Linked DNA regions of Homo sapiens: region 2 is linked to region 1. Evidence: chromatin contacts called from ENCODE Hi-C or POLR2A ChIA-PET data. All regions are on one chromosome and are shown on one strand. Each heading gives the region's core, a stretch centred on a gene start or an enhancer-like site at or near the end of the contact. The rest is flanking DNA. Distances are from core to core; before and after follow the strand shown. Region 1 overlaps RNF144B (ring finger protein 144B). Region 2 overlaps E2F3 (E2F transcription factor 3).

Region 1 (6,936 bases), core at 3,010-5,509:
AAACTGAATGATTAGAAAATGAAATTTGAATTGTACATCAGTTGTAAACCTTTGTATGCAGGTACCATTTTAGAAGCATCCAGCCTTCAATAAAAAGGTTTCAACACCAGTACAGGAGAGTGAGCTTTCGGTTTTATGGAAACACAAGCTCTAGTTGTTAAGTAATCTTTGGCACCCAACTTAAGACCTGCCTCGAATACTAATTCAAATGGAAATGACCTTAACACTCTTAAATCCTTTCTTAAAAAATCATAACAAGGAAACACATGCCTCTAGCAGACTTTTGGAAGGTTAGAACTGACCTTAGCGTTTAGTCCAACCTTTATTGTACAGAACAAATGGCTTTGACACTTGGCAGCATTTTTTATTAGAATGATCAAAGATCTGTATTATTGGTTATTGCTCTGGATAATGATGAGTTCCTATGCACTGGCAGTGTGGACTATCACACCTACAAAGAAGAAAGTGTGTAACAAAGGCATTACACTTGCCACCCCCCCACCCCCTTTTTTTTTTTTTTGAGACCGAGTTTCGCTCTTGCTGCCCAGGCTGGAGTGCAATGGCACAATCTTGGCTCACCGCAACCTCCACCTCCAGGTTCAAGCAATTCTCCTGCCTCAGCGTCCCAAGTAGCTGGGACTACAGGCATGTGCCATCATGTCCAGCTAATTTTTTTTTTTTGTATTTTTAGTAGAGACAGGGTTCTAATTTTTTGTGTTTTTAGTAGAGACGGGGTTTCACCATGTTGGCCAGGCTGGTCTCGAACTCCCGACTTCAGGTGATCCGCCCACCTTGGCCTCCCAAAGTGCTGGGATTATAGGCGTGAGCTACCACACCTGACCCCCTGACCCTATTTCTTTTAAGAAGTAAAGTAGCCAAGAGTTATTTCCATAGATGGTATTGCAAATTCTGGTACATTTTGTAAATTCAGAACCTAGGATTTAACAGTAACTTGGTTGGTTCTCAAAGGATAAAACTGAACATGCCTAGAATTGTGCAGCGCAACAAAGGTTAACACACTTGATTTCCTGCTTACATTTATTGTGGCTAGAGAGCCTAAACAGCTATTTTCTTCTCCAAAAATTGGAAAAATATAACACGATAGCAATTTTTTAAATACATAAAACTTCCTGGATCATGAATCAACATGAGACATAATAGCCTGTAGATATCAATTGTGATCGCTTTATAAAATGTCATTCATCTAATGCATTTCTGAAATTGCCCTTAAAGCTACACATACACACATGACTCTATATCACATAAAGGCATCCATTCATGAACAGAAAGAAAAGTCTTTTATTAGTACTGTGTAGGGAAGGCTAAAGAAATATACATTTAATTCAGAATAATTTTTAAGAAAAAACGTGGGGTTCCAAGAAATGGTGATTTACATTCAAATGAACATGTACATTTGCAAACCTGGATAAGTAGATATTTTCATGAAGCACGCTACAAGAAAATTCACACAGAATTATTTGTTTTTCAAAGGCCTCTTTCAAAGTACAGACTCCAAGTCCAAAGCAAATACCCATGGCATGAACAAATAGGATGCCTAAGATTCTAACATTTGCTTCGGCATGGCTTTCCTCCTCACTTCCCTACCTCACAACAAGAAAAAATTTCCTAGATGGGACAATGGCAAGATATTGTGCTAATACGTTTCATAGGATTTCTAGATGCTGGGCTATAACATCCAGGTTACAATTTGGTGACGGATTTTTTTATTTCTATTGCAAATGGACTACACTCCAAACACAAAAAGATTCTTGCCATAGCATCCAAACATCCCTATGTAGACCCACACTTCCTCTCAATACAGAAAGAGAATCACTCAGAAAGGACAAAGCTGGCAGACCAAGAAAGGAGGCAAGGGTAAACTCTGTCACTGGCCAATTATCTAAAACAAAAATAGCAGCCTCTGTTATCAAAGTTGTCAGTTAAAACTGTCAGCTGTCAGGCACAGTGACACACACCTGTAATCCCAACACTTTGGGAGCCCAAGGTGGGTGGATCGCTTGAGCCCAGGAGTTTGAGACAAGACTGGGCAACACAGAGAAACCCCATCTCTACAAAAAATACAAAACTTAGCCAGGTGTGGTGGTGTGTGCCTGTAGTCCCAGCTGCTCAGGAGGATAAGGTGAGAGGAACACTTGAGCCCAGGAGGTAGGGGTTGAAGTGAACCATGATCATGCCACTGCACTCCGGCCTGGGTGACAAAGGGAGACTCTGTCCAAAAAATAAAAATAAAAATAAGTCGCCAGCTCTCTCCTTTATAAACAGTCTTTAGACTGGTTTGTATCATGCCCCTTGATGTACCAGAGATATGTTTAACCAACCTAGTTTTGTTGATTCTGACAATCTCACACACATTTAAGAATTTACCATTTTTCAGGCACTTTTCAATGTTAAAAAAAATTAAATCCAATTATTGAAAATCAGTTTGACAAACAACCCCCACTCCATAGCCCTGGCAAAAAAAAAAAAAAAAAAACAAAAGCAGCTAATTCAGTGATACAAACTCTGTAAGGTGGCAAATTCCCTCAACTCGCCAAGGAAATAGCACATATTTATTTTCTCCCATCTTTACTCCAAATTTGGGACCTCTTCCTCTGATAACACAGTCTTTTAGGTTACTTGAAATCAGCCCCCATTTAAAGACTCTTTGCAGCACCAAGCTTAAAGAGTTTACTGACAGAGGACTTTGCCACTATTAACATTCTTGTTACAAAAATTCAGTTTCAGTTGAGTTCTCGTAATCCCCTGAGCAGTTATAAATGCCTTTTACCTATAATGAGGCAGTGGGCTACGTGTAAAACAAAGCAAATTAACTATTCAAATATATGTAAATCTATAATTATACTAACATGAACTACACTGATAGTGTTTTTTTCTGAAGTGTTTAGAGTTTCAAAAGAAAAAGACACAATATTGAGAAATTTCTAATAAATGATTAAAAATGATTTTGGTTGGTTGCCATTCCCAAGTTTTCCCAGAGTTCTCATCTATGTTCTACACAACATGTAAATTAAAATGTACATAACCAACAGATGTACTATACACACATCAGATATCAATATATACTTGTGAATTAAAGTTCCTGAAATATACACATCCCCACTTAGGATATATCCTATTACATAGGCAAAGCATCATCCTTTAACAATAGGTCCGAGATAGCAGCAATTTGATATTCTATTACCCAGTTACCTCAGAAAATATCATAGATCCTGAATAGTTCCTGATATGGTATCCCTGGCTTCAAGAACTCTCCAGTAACATTTAGCATAGGTCTCATGAAGCACCAGGCTACATTGCCAATAGCAATTATATAATCCTGTCATTGGAGAAAAGGTTTTATCCTTTCAAAACCTCGTTATTCAAATCTGACTAATGGTATAATGGAAAAAATAAGTCACAATGAGGTGATACATAAATTTAAACTAAATTATATAAAGCATTTCTATTTTATTTCTTACATGTTTTTGTTGCGGTTTTATCAGTGCCTTGAAACAGAAAGTATTCAGACTGTCCTAACAGATGCTGAAAGAGCAATAATGATGCTGAGAAAAGAGCTATTCTGTGTTCGAAAACATGTAAATGACTCGGTTATCAATTAGCGTTTTTACAGAGATGGCAGGATATTGTACTAAGCACTGTTTTAAAAGAGTTATGAGTCTATACCCTTGGGTAAGTTATGAACTTACAACCAAAATTCACATATATAATATGCAAAAAATCTTTAGGCAGATTTACAATAAACCATTTCAGTCACAAAAGGATAGAATGGCTCTTAAGTAAACATTTATTTTGTGTGTACTATTGGGTATATCCATGCATGCTCAATGGATAGAAATTACAGGTAGGCTGCAAGTCACATGGATTCTAGATGTACATAATACGCACTTTAATATTTACCCTCCATGTGTACTCTTAGGCCTGATTCCAAATCTATTGGCTGTGTGAACACAGATCCTGAGAAAGGTCCCAGATATCTATGACGAAAGTTTTGAAACTCTACCACTCTACCCGTATTTTATATGAAACAATTCTGTAGACCACAGCCACTGGCTGTAAGAGACAAGTTGGCCAACTTAGAAAACTTACATTTGCCAAGGGAGAGACACTAAATTAGACCACATTGTTTAACAGGCTGCAACTCTTTTACTGGGAAGGGGCAACTCCCTCTGCACAGCAGTTTCACCTGCTTGAAGCTGAGATCACACAAGGAGAAGCCTATTGTGTTTCTGCCAAATCACAGCGGGAACATGGGGACAGCACACCCAGTAGCCAGCAGAGGCACAACCACCATATCAACTGCTGAGATCAGCAGCCTGCTTTATAGCTCCTATGAGGATTTCTCCTTACGCAGTCTTATCCTTCTCCTCATCAGGTTTCCCCTGTGTTTCTCATGGCAGTCAAATCAACACAGAACAGACTCCAGCTTCTTGGTTATCTTGTATGTTGCCAACAATGACAACACATTTGTTATATCAAATGTTCCCGCAAGCTCCTTGAATTTGGCTGGAAGTTGAACAGTCCAGTGAGATCCTTTGGATGATAAAATGATATGTTCATTCATCTCAAGGAACCCCAAAGCTCCATAGAAACAGCTGGACCGTTGAGCCCAGTTCTTGTTACACAGGAACACTCACACCCAGGACTTGGCCTTTCCTGATGCTGAAGGCTGGCAGGCAAGTTCAAAGTCTGGACACGGAGGCACTTTCAAAGTTGGCAAGGAGAAGGAGGCAAGGTCACTAAATGGGGCTTTATCACTGTGCCATCTCATGTAACTCACATATCTGGGGCGTATGAACACAGAGATCTTTAGGTTGTGGATGGGTCGTGCTTTTTCTTCTTGCCCCGACAGGACTTGCAGACACAACAGATTATACATGGGGAGGCCAGGAGTAACAAGGGTGAAGTAACCAAGGCAATGATGCCCAAGCCTACGAGAATCCCCACCACCTGGAAATTTCAAAGAAAAGCATATTTCAGCAATTAAGTCTTTCAATATGTATACTTATTCCAACTATACTGTTATCTGCTGTGGGCCAAATGTTTGTGTCCCCCTGAAGCTCATATGTTGAAACCCTAAATCCCCGATGTGACGGTATTTGGAGACGAGGCCTTTAGAAGTTAGTTGGTTTATGAGGGCAGGGCCCTCATGATGGGATTGGTGCTCTTACAAGAACAGATGCCAGAGAGCTTGCTTTCTTTCTCTAGGCTCTATGCCATGTGAAGACACAGCAAAAAAATGGCCATCTTCAAACCAGGAAGAGAGCCCTTGCTAAGATATGACCATGCTGTCACCTGAACCTCAGACTTCTCAGCCTCCAGAACTATGAGAAGTAAATTTCTGTTCTTTAAGCCTCCCAGTCTATGGTCATTTGTTATAGCAGCCTGAACAAGACATCATCTCAGGCACACAGAACAGTTACATTTCTGGGACCTTTCAGCTAGTGCCCAGCAATGATCTGAATTGGAGAGAAGCCAGAGAGATACAAAGGACCAAATCAAGGATGGAAACCATCCAAATGCTAACTCAAGCTGTCGCAAGCTCAGTATAGTCATGAATTATTGGTATTGGTGCTCTCTCTCTACTTGAATTTCCTCAACTAGCTCAAAGGGATGTTAATGATTACTAGGATATTAGCACTGACTCCCTCCAAAGGAATACCGCCTTTAATAAATATAAAACACTATTAAAAATTAAAAATAAACCATGACTCCTTTTGAACCTGCCACATAAACACACAATGGCATGTACACAGGGATCTAAGCCCTAGAAGGGGCTCACAGGGTTTTAGAGCACTGCCTGATATGGTTTGGCTGTGTCCCCACCCAAATCTCATCTTGAATTGTAATAATCCCCACGTGTCAAGGACAGGGCCAGGTGGAGATAATTGAATCATGGGGGTGGTTTCCCCCATACCGTTCTTGTGGTAGTAAATAAGTTTCATGAGATCTGATGGTTTTATAAATGGGAGTTCCCCTGCACAAGCTCTCTTGCCTGCCACCATTTAAGACATGACTTTGCTCCTCCTTTGCCTTCTGCCATGATTGTGAGGCCTCCCCAGCCATGTGGAATTGTCAGTCCATTAAACCCCTTTCCTTAATAACTAACCTAGTCTCAGGTATGTCTTCATTAGCAGTGTGAGAACAGACTAATACACTGCCTTTGATAGGTAATATGCCTTAAAGGGCTTTAGGAAAGTCATTCCACTGTTTCTCAAGAGGAAAGAACATCTGCCTGCATTCTGCACGTCACTGTTGACTGCCTGGCAGCTCTGGTGCCCCTGTTTCTCCGCTTGTCCTTAAGGAGACTGTGCTCATGAATTAACTTTAGGTATTTACCCCATTACTTTTCCCTAGCCCTGCCCTAACACTCCCCAGAAGCTCCCAGGCTGGGATGGTACCTCCCAGGAGGGAATAATGAGGAAAGGCGAAGAGGTGGGCTCTTTAAGCCATCACGATTTTGGTTTATGTCACGCTCCCTATAAGGTCAGGGTACCTGTGTTCGGTTCCACATCACTGATGCTCTTGAGTGGCCAAGTTTATTCCTGCATGGCCCTTTGTCATAATGTCTGAGGAAAATGTCATTCTGAAAAATAAAAAGATTGATTTCAGTAAATATGCAGTTTTAAATTGAGAAATGAATACAGACCACATCAGATCACCAAATGGAAGGCAAAGTTTTTCTCTGGTGATATCAGTGACCCCCTCTAGGAATTCCAAGCCTGTAATCTTTATCTTGGTAGTTTTGTAAATCACCAAAGTGAAAGCAGATCATAATCAATACGAATCTCAATTAATTATTTTTAAAAAGAAAAAAAAAGAGTAGTAATGACCTGACTACTTATCTTAGCAAGGTAGCTCTGGCGGAGGTACAATGGAATGGGAAGACCAGGAGCAAGGCAGCTGAAAGGCTGGTGT
Region 2 (6,936 bases), core at 3,224-5,723, 2.0 Mb before region 1:
CTAATGGGCTTGTCTTATTTACACTTTGAACTCCTTCAGGTAAGCAGCAGCCTTGCCTTCCCTGTCTTCTCCATGTACAGAGCAGAAGTGAAGACACAGGCTGCGCAGTTAATCTAAAAGGAGGTGGCCAACGAACACCATGGCCTCCATGTTCACAGACCCCCCTCCCCAAGGCCCCAGAGTAGGTGAGTTCTATACAAGATGGAAGAGTTTTTTGAAAACAGCCACAATCTTGAGGCCAATTATGTTGGGGTAGCTTGTATTCTAAATCAGATTTTTCTCCTTCACAGGTGCCTTGGGCTAAACGCCCACCCCCACGTCCCCGTTAAATTCCTATGTTGAAGTCATAACCCCCAGTGCCTCAGAATGTGGCTGTATTTGGAGAATGAACCTTTAAAGAGGTGATTAAGTTGAAAGAGGCCATTGGGGTAAGCCCAAATCCAATCTGAAGGAAAAGACACCCGGTGAGCTTATGACAGAGGGACGACCAGGTGAAGAGGCAGCCATCTTGGAGCCGAGAGCGGCCTCAGAGGAAACCTCCCTGACAACATCTTGGACTTCCAGTCTCCAGATCAGGGAGAGAATAGATTTCTGCTGTTGAAGCCACCCAGTCTGTGGTACTTTCTTATGGCAGCCCTACCAGACTAATGTAATAGGTGTCTAAATTTAGATATTTCCAAAAACAGAGGCTGAGACAAGGAGTTGTGTGCAGGTAGTTTATTGGGAAGTGATCCTAGGAGGAGGGAGAGTGAGGTGGGTGTATTATTGAAGAGTGTGTGTAGAAGGTCATGGCTACAGGTAACAGGGGCTTCATTCTGCTGAGGCCTCCCAAGAAGCATCCAGAATGCCCCCTGGAACTTTTCTAGGAAGTAGGGCCATTTATCCACTGGCTTCCATTCCCACTGGTAGAGGGTGGCCCTGGGGTGTTGACCCCCCTCCGACTCACAGGTTGCAATATGTTCAGTCTGCTCCTAGAGAGACAAAAAAGCAAAAAGCAGTGCTCCTGGCACCTGAGGCAGGACACCGTCAGCAGAAGGCAAATCTCAGCTCACGGGACACTGGGCCATGGGATGCGAGGTGGGAGCAGACGGAGTACTGTATGAAGTCAGCAGATCACCGTTGATGCAGCTGGTTCCTTCTCCAGAAGCAAAAACATCTTTAAGGTCACTGAAGATAGCAAGATTCTGCAATGGACCCATTTGAGGCCACAGAGATGTAATGATAGTGGCATCCAGAGACAGTTGCATTCCTCCCACCGGGTAGATTCAGGTGTCAGCTGATGACGAGAAGTGTTGAGGAATACCGTGTCTCCGGCATGCTCATTTTCAGCACACTCTTGTGAATTCTGTGTTTTAAGTGAGAATTTTGGTTGGGCCTTTTTGCTATTTTCCAAAGATAATCTAATTCTTTTTTTTCTTTTTCTTGAGACAGAGTCTCTCTTGGTTGCCCAGGGTGGACTGCAGTGGCGCCATCTTGGCCCACTGCAACCTCCATCTCCTGGGTTCAAGTGATTCTCCTGCCTCAGCCTCCCAAGTAGCTGGGATGACAGGTGTGCGCCACCATGCCCAACTAATTTTTGTATTTTTATTACAGATGGGGTTTTGCCATGTTGACCAGGCTGGTCTCAAACTCCTGACCTCAGGTGATCTGCCTGCTTTAGCCAAAAATAACCCAATTCTTTTATAATCAACATGTCCCTCTATTGCAACAGGCCCTCAACTCTGAAGTGAATCCTACTGCTTATGAAAAGAAGAAAGAGTAAAATCACCTCACTTAAGTTCTAGGTAATCTCTAGAAGCCAACCCATAAAAAGGATTTTTCTCTCCCATCCAAGTTTCCCCTCTGGAATTGAGGTGTTATGTCAAATATGGTACTTCTGAATGTCACGTGAACAACTAACTCCAGTTTATTCAAGCTACCCTTTAAGACCAATAAATGTGCTTATGGGACAAATTTTCTAAATTCCCTTCAGAAATTTATTTCCTTCTCTTTGGCAAATAACTATACGAGATTTATTACTTAATACTTTGTAAAGTAAAACATCCAAGATAAAGTTATGCAGGGAGATGTCAGACGTGAGTGGTATTTCCTGGTATTTTCCAATTATCCTGAGTCCTATCTTTAGAGTTATCAGATTTAGCAAATAAAAATACAGAGCATTAAGTAAGTTAAATTAGAATTTCAAACAAACAACAAATTTAAAAAATATCTATATCCCCAATATTGCATGGGACCTACTTATACTAAAAAAGTTATTTGTTGTTTATCTGAAATTCAAATTGAACTTGGCATCGTGTATTTTATCTGGTAACCCTATCATAATATTCCAGAATGGAAAAATAGCAAATTTAGAATTTAAAAGTAGAATTTATATTTAAAATATAACCTCCTATTTTAACTTTGATTAACTACAGCAGAATACTCAAAGCATGATTAGTTAGAACAAGCTGCCATTTTAACAGAGAGGATTCATTTTAGAACTGATGGCTCATTATAACTAGGGTGGTTCAATTTGAAAGGAAAAAAATAGGGCATTTTATTTAATATTTAATAAAATATTAAAATTCCCCCAGGAATCAATGTGTAAGAACAAAAAAACCATCTATTATTATTTGCATAAAAAAGAGCAATTAAAATGTAGTAAGCACACATTTTATTTGTGTAACTTGCCACTGTTTAGTGCTTACAGAAGATAAAACATCAATGTGGGTTAAGATACTGAAAAAAAAAACACACAAGAAAGTGGTTGGAAAAAAATTGGATTGGGTCTCAAAATTGTACATATCTCAAACTATGCAGAACAGAAACAGTTTCCTCTCCAACTTTGTCCTTCTCTTAGTTTGAGAAATGGTCCTAGACTTTCCGGAAAAAATACGGTAGTCTCTCCTCATCCTCCGAGGATACATTCCAAGACCCCTACTGCAGGCCTGAAACCTCAGATAGTACCAAACCCTATACATACTGTTTTTTCCTATACAGTAAGGAATGAGGGTTGGGGAATAGTGTAACATAGTGCGAATACACCGGACAAAGGGGATGACTCAAGTCCCAGGTGGTATTTAATGATGCTACTCAGAACCGAGTGCAATTTAAAACTTATGAATTGTTTATTTCTGGAATTTTTCATGTAATATTTTTGGACCTTAGGTAACTGAAAGCACGAAAAGCAACACCGTGGATAAGGGGGACAACGAATATACCCTTGTTTGAGATGGCTTATATGACACTGTAGCTGGGGACAAAGAATGCCTGTGATAGGCAAAGAATTATCTGAGAGCAAGACTTGTTAACCTTGGCACTAGTGACATTTTGGGCTGGATAATTCTTTGTTGTGGGGAGGCTGTCACATATGTTATAGTATGTTTAACAGTATCCCTGGCCTCTACGCACTAGATGCCAATAGCATCTCCCACTCCCAGTTACGAAAATCAAAAATGTCTCCAGACATTGCCAAAGGTCACATGAGGGGCAGAACATTCCCCAGTTGAGAACCACTGGTCTACGAGAACCTCTGGTGTTTTGGCTCTGCCCTGGCAATGACAGTCTTGAGTTCCCAGAAATTTCTAAAAATATCATTGTAGGGCAGCTTAGAATAACAAAAGGGGGAAAAAAAGCTGCAACGAAATTTGCACCAAATCCATGTTGACCAAAATTCTTCTAAATATATTTACGGAACAATTAAAATAGATTTATCTACCTAAAGATGCCCCTAACTCTTTATATGTGGAAGTTGTGTACTAATCCAAGATTTAGGCAAGAGACCTGTTTTCAGCACCAACTCTAATCTTTGCTTAGCACGTATCAGAGGGCTAACCTTTCTGACCCTGTCTACATTCCCAACATTGGTTCTCATTCAGCCGCTCCCTTCCCAGTCAACCCTGAGAGGTAAGTCATTAACCGTCCCATGTTAGATGAGGAAGCTTGGGGGCTGGGCGTGGTGGCTCACGTCTGTAATCCCAGCACTTTGGGAGGCCGAGGCAGGTGGATCACTTGAGGTCAAGAGTTCGAGACCAGCCTGGCCAGTATGGTGAAATCCCGTCTCTACTAAAAATACAAAAATTAGCCAGGCATGGTGGCATATGCCTATAATCCCACTACTTGGGAGGCTGAGGCAGGAAAATCGCTTGAATCCGGGAAGCAGAGGTTGCAGTGAGCCAAGATCGCACCATTGCACTCCAGCCTAGGTGTCACAGCAAGAATCCATCTCAAAAAATAAAAAAAAATAAAAAATAAAAGAGGAAGTTTGGGTCTAGAAAAGAGAAATGACTGCCTGAGTTCCCGCAGCTGGTGAGATTTTAAACTCCAAAGTCCAAGCCCTTAACCACCTCCCTCACCTTGGGAGAAAAGAAAATCACTAAATGTCTGTGACCTTAGTTTCATTTCCTCGCCTCTAACTTAGAAATAAACATTTCAGTACTTCAGAGTCCCTGCGAGAGCTTCAAGGCAGTTCACTGAATCGTTGCAGGAGAGGGACCAAAGTCCCTTGGTGAACAGCGGTGTTCACCGAGGCCTGCTGTGCTGGGCAGCACCCATCTCAAAGGCCAGAAGAACCAAACCCTAACTCAGAGATCTGCTTCAGAATTTAAATGAACTGCTGCCAACTCACTTGGAAAGAGCACTATCAGAGATGCAAATGTAAATAGTAAATATCATCAAGGAGCTCCTAGGACTTCGAAAAGAGGAGATGCATGGCATGGAAGGTGTGTGGCAGGTGTCAGGAAGGCCAACTTCCACAGTGACATTCTCTCCAAGTCACCTCAAATGGTAGTCCAAATGTATGCCGGCAGAATGGGCAGTCACTTCGGCAGCAAAACCTCCCTGAGGTCCCCAAGAATTCAATGGCCACAGTGAGTCTCTGTGGCTTAGTGGACAGTCACAGAAGGTCTGAGCAGAAGGGGGCCTTAGAAATCACTTTTATTTGACAAATGAGAAACTGGAGCCCTGAGGTGAAAAGAATTGATCCCACCCAACCTGCCAGGTCCCTGGTGCCTGACTACACTGCAAACCCCAATGTAACCCCTGCCCTGGCCGACCCTTCTTCCCTAAGCAGATTTTGCAGGAGTAGTTTCAGGACCATATTATTGTTCTGAACTTCTAAGAGGAAAGGGCCAAATACAAAGTGTTTGGTTAACTCAGTCAATGGAGCATAAATGAGATGTTTAAATCTTTGAGTTACAAAGCCTCATTAGGGTAAGAAGGCGCTGTAGGAGTGGACATAGGGAGGGTTTGTGATTCCCATTATATGATAAGAAATGCTATTAGGCTGGAATCAGTTCGATATGCCCAGGGAAGGCAGGCAGGAGTGGTAGTGAACATTTGTCTTCTTATTATATATGCAAAAACCCCAGCTAACATTGTACCTTATGCAGAACTTTTCATTCTCAGTCACTTTTACACATATATTACCCCATTTTCTTCCCCCAGCATCACAGTGGAGAAGGTATGGATAGGTGGTTTGGGGTGCCAATAAACCATAGACTATTTGAAGAAAAAAAATGTCTCACCCATAGTTTCATGGAGCCACATTTAGATTCTAGGTCTAATTTCAACAGATATCAGCACAGTGGAGCTACAGTTACAGTGGACAGATCATTTGTCAAGAATGGAAAAAGCCAGGATGCCAGGGCAGTTGTATTGGGGGGGATGGGAAGGAAGAAGTGAAAGTCTATTTTAAAAGAAATGTAGAGAAAAACTGCTAACAGAGCAGGCAGAGTTCAAGTTTAAGCCCTGGGCATGAGGGAAAGCCCAGTCAGCTGAGGCCATGCCAACACTTCAGGGTTACAAGCACCACTGGTCACCAACAGCACAGCCCTGGAAGGCCCATGTGTGGCCACGATCCCACAATGACACTAGGTGGAGATCAGGCAGATACCACCAACAGAGAGGCTGGGAATGGAATAAGATATTTCAGCCATAACTGCAGACGTGAAAAACAAGATTGGGGCGGCAAGTGCTAAATAAATCACAAAATAATTATTCATTTACCTCTCAGTCTGGAAGTAAACCTATGCTTTCACAAAATTAAGAGTGCAATCATGCAGTAAAAACAAGAAATCTTTGATTAGGTGCCTTCTATTGTGTAATACAAAATTGGATAATGTAGACCAAAAAACAATAAATGAATGACAAAGCAAAACTATATATTTTTATAAAAGACACTAAGATTTAATTCCCCTATACTTACACCAGTAATTGTTGAAGAAAAGGTAAATTAAAGGACTCAGGATATGAAAACAAACTTGATCCCCACCACCACTGCCAATTAATTACATGCACATGAGAAATTCACTAAGCAGCTAATCATTTATATTCTGGTGTAGTATTTCCGCACAACTATTGTATTAGATATTTAAATTTGCAATTTCAAATGGACTCATTGTCACAGGCCTCTTAGTCCATTTTACACACAAAATCAATACACTATTCCTAATAAATGAGATTACTTTTCCAAAACTCCCAGTGGGAGCTCAACAGGACTTCTGTTTGGGAGGCTGCTTCAAACTTCTCCAAAGAAAATTACTTTTCTGATGTTCACCTCTAAGAACCAACAGAAGGCACCTGAGAGAATTCAAATGAAGAAGCAACCACCTCGGGGGAAGGGAGGGCTCAAACTGTTAGGTAATTTAGACACATGAATGTCCCAGTTTAAATGCCACTCTATAGCAAAGCATTTCTGGATCCACCTGAGACCTCTGTTCCTCCACTAGAGAGCTAAGACACGTTGTTGCATTTTCTTCTAAAAGGTAGAAGGGGCCGGGCGCAGTGGCTCACGCCTGTAATCCCAGCACTTTGGGAGGCCGAGGCGGGGCGGGCGGGCAGATCACCTAGGGTCAGGAGTTCAAGACCAGCCTGGCCGACATGGTGAAACCCCGTCTCTACTAAAAATACAAAAATTAGCCAGGCATTGTGGCGTACGCCTGTAGTCCTGGCTACTCA

Evidence for each region. A loop is a pair of places that touch in the nucleus more often than their neighbours do. ChIA-PET counts read pairs that join two places held with the same protein, here RNA polymerase II (POLR2A).
Region 2: a loop to region 1 is called in a map of posterior vena cava, with 10 times the contacts of the local background. The contact joins two enhancer-like sites. A Hi-C loop is called at or near these places in 1 of 168 maps with a recorded cell type or tissue (posterior vena cava). POLR2A ChIA-PET finds 5 or more read pairs at or near these places in 1 of 52 experiments (Panc1).

The regions. Positions count from the first base shown.
Region 1 is chr6:18,462,959-18,469,894 of GRCh38, reverse strand. It overlaps RNF144B (ring finger protein 144B), which reads right to left. Exons shown (of 8, transcript NM_182757.4): 7 at 6,515-6,604; 8 at 1,025-4,968. The coding sequence ends at 4,828. Among named protein-coding and RNA genes, the nearest start is that of MIR548A1HG, 56 kb to the left of the region's middle. Within about 2 kb of position 4,259, at least 3 of the 41 ENCODE cell types and tissues checked have a DNase peak (open chromatin) inside an H3K27ac peak, as active enhancers do.
Region 2 is chr6:20,425,513-20,432,448 of GRCh38, reverse strand. All of the region lies in intron 1 of E2F3 (E2F transcription factor 3), which reads right to left. Among named protein-coding and RNA genes, the nearest start is that of E2F3-IT1, 8.8 kb to the left of the region's middle. RefSeq lists an enhancer at 4,571-4,640. Within about 2 kb of position 4,473, at least 4 of the 41 ENCODE cell types and tissues checked have a DNase peak (open chromatin) inside an H3K27ac peak, as active enhancers do.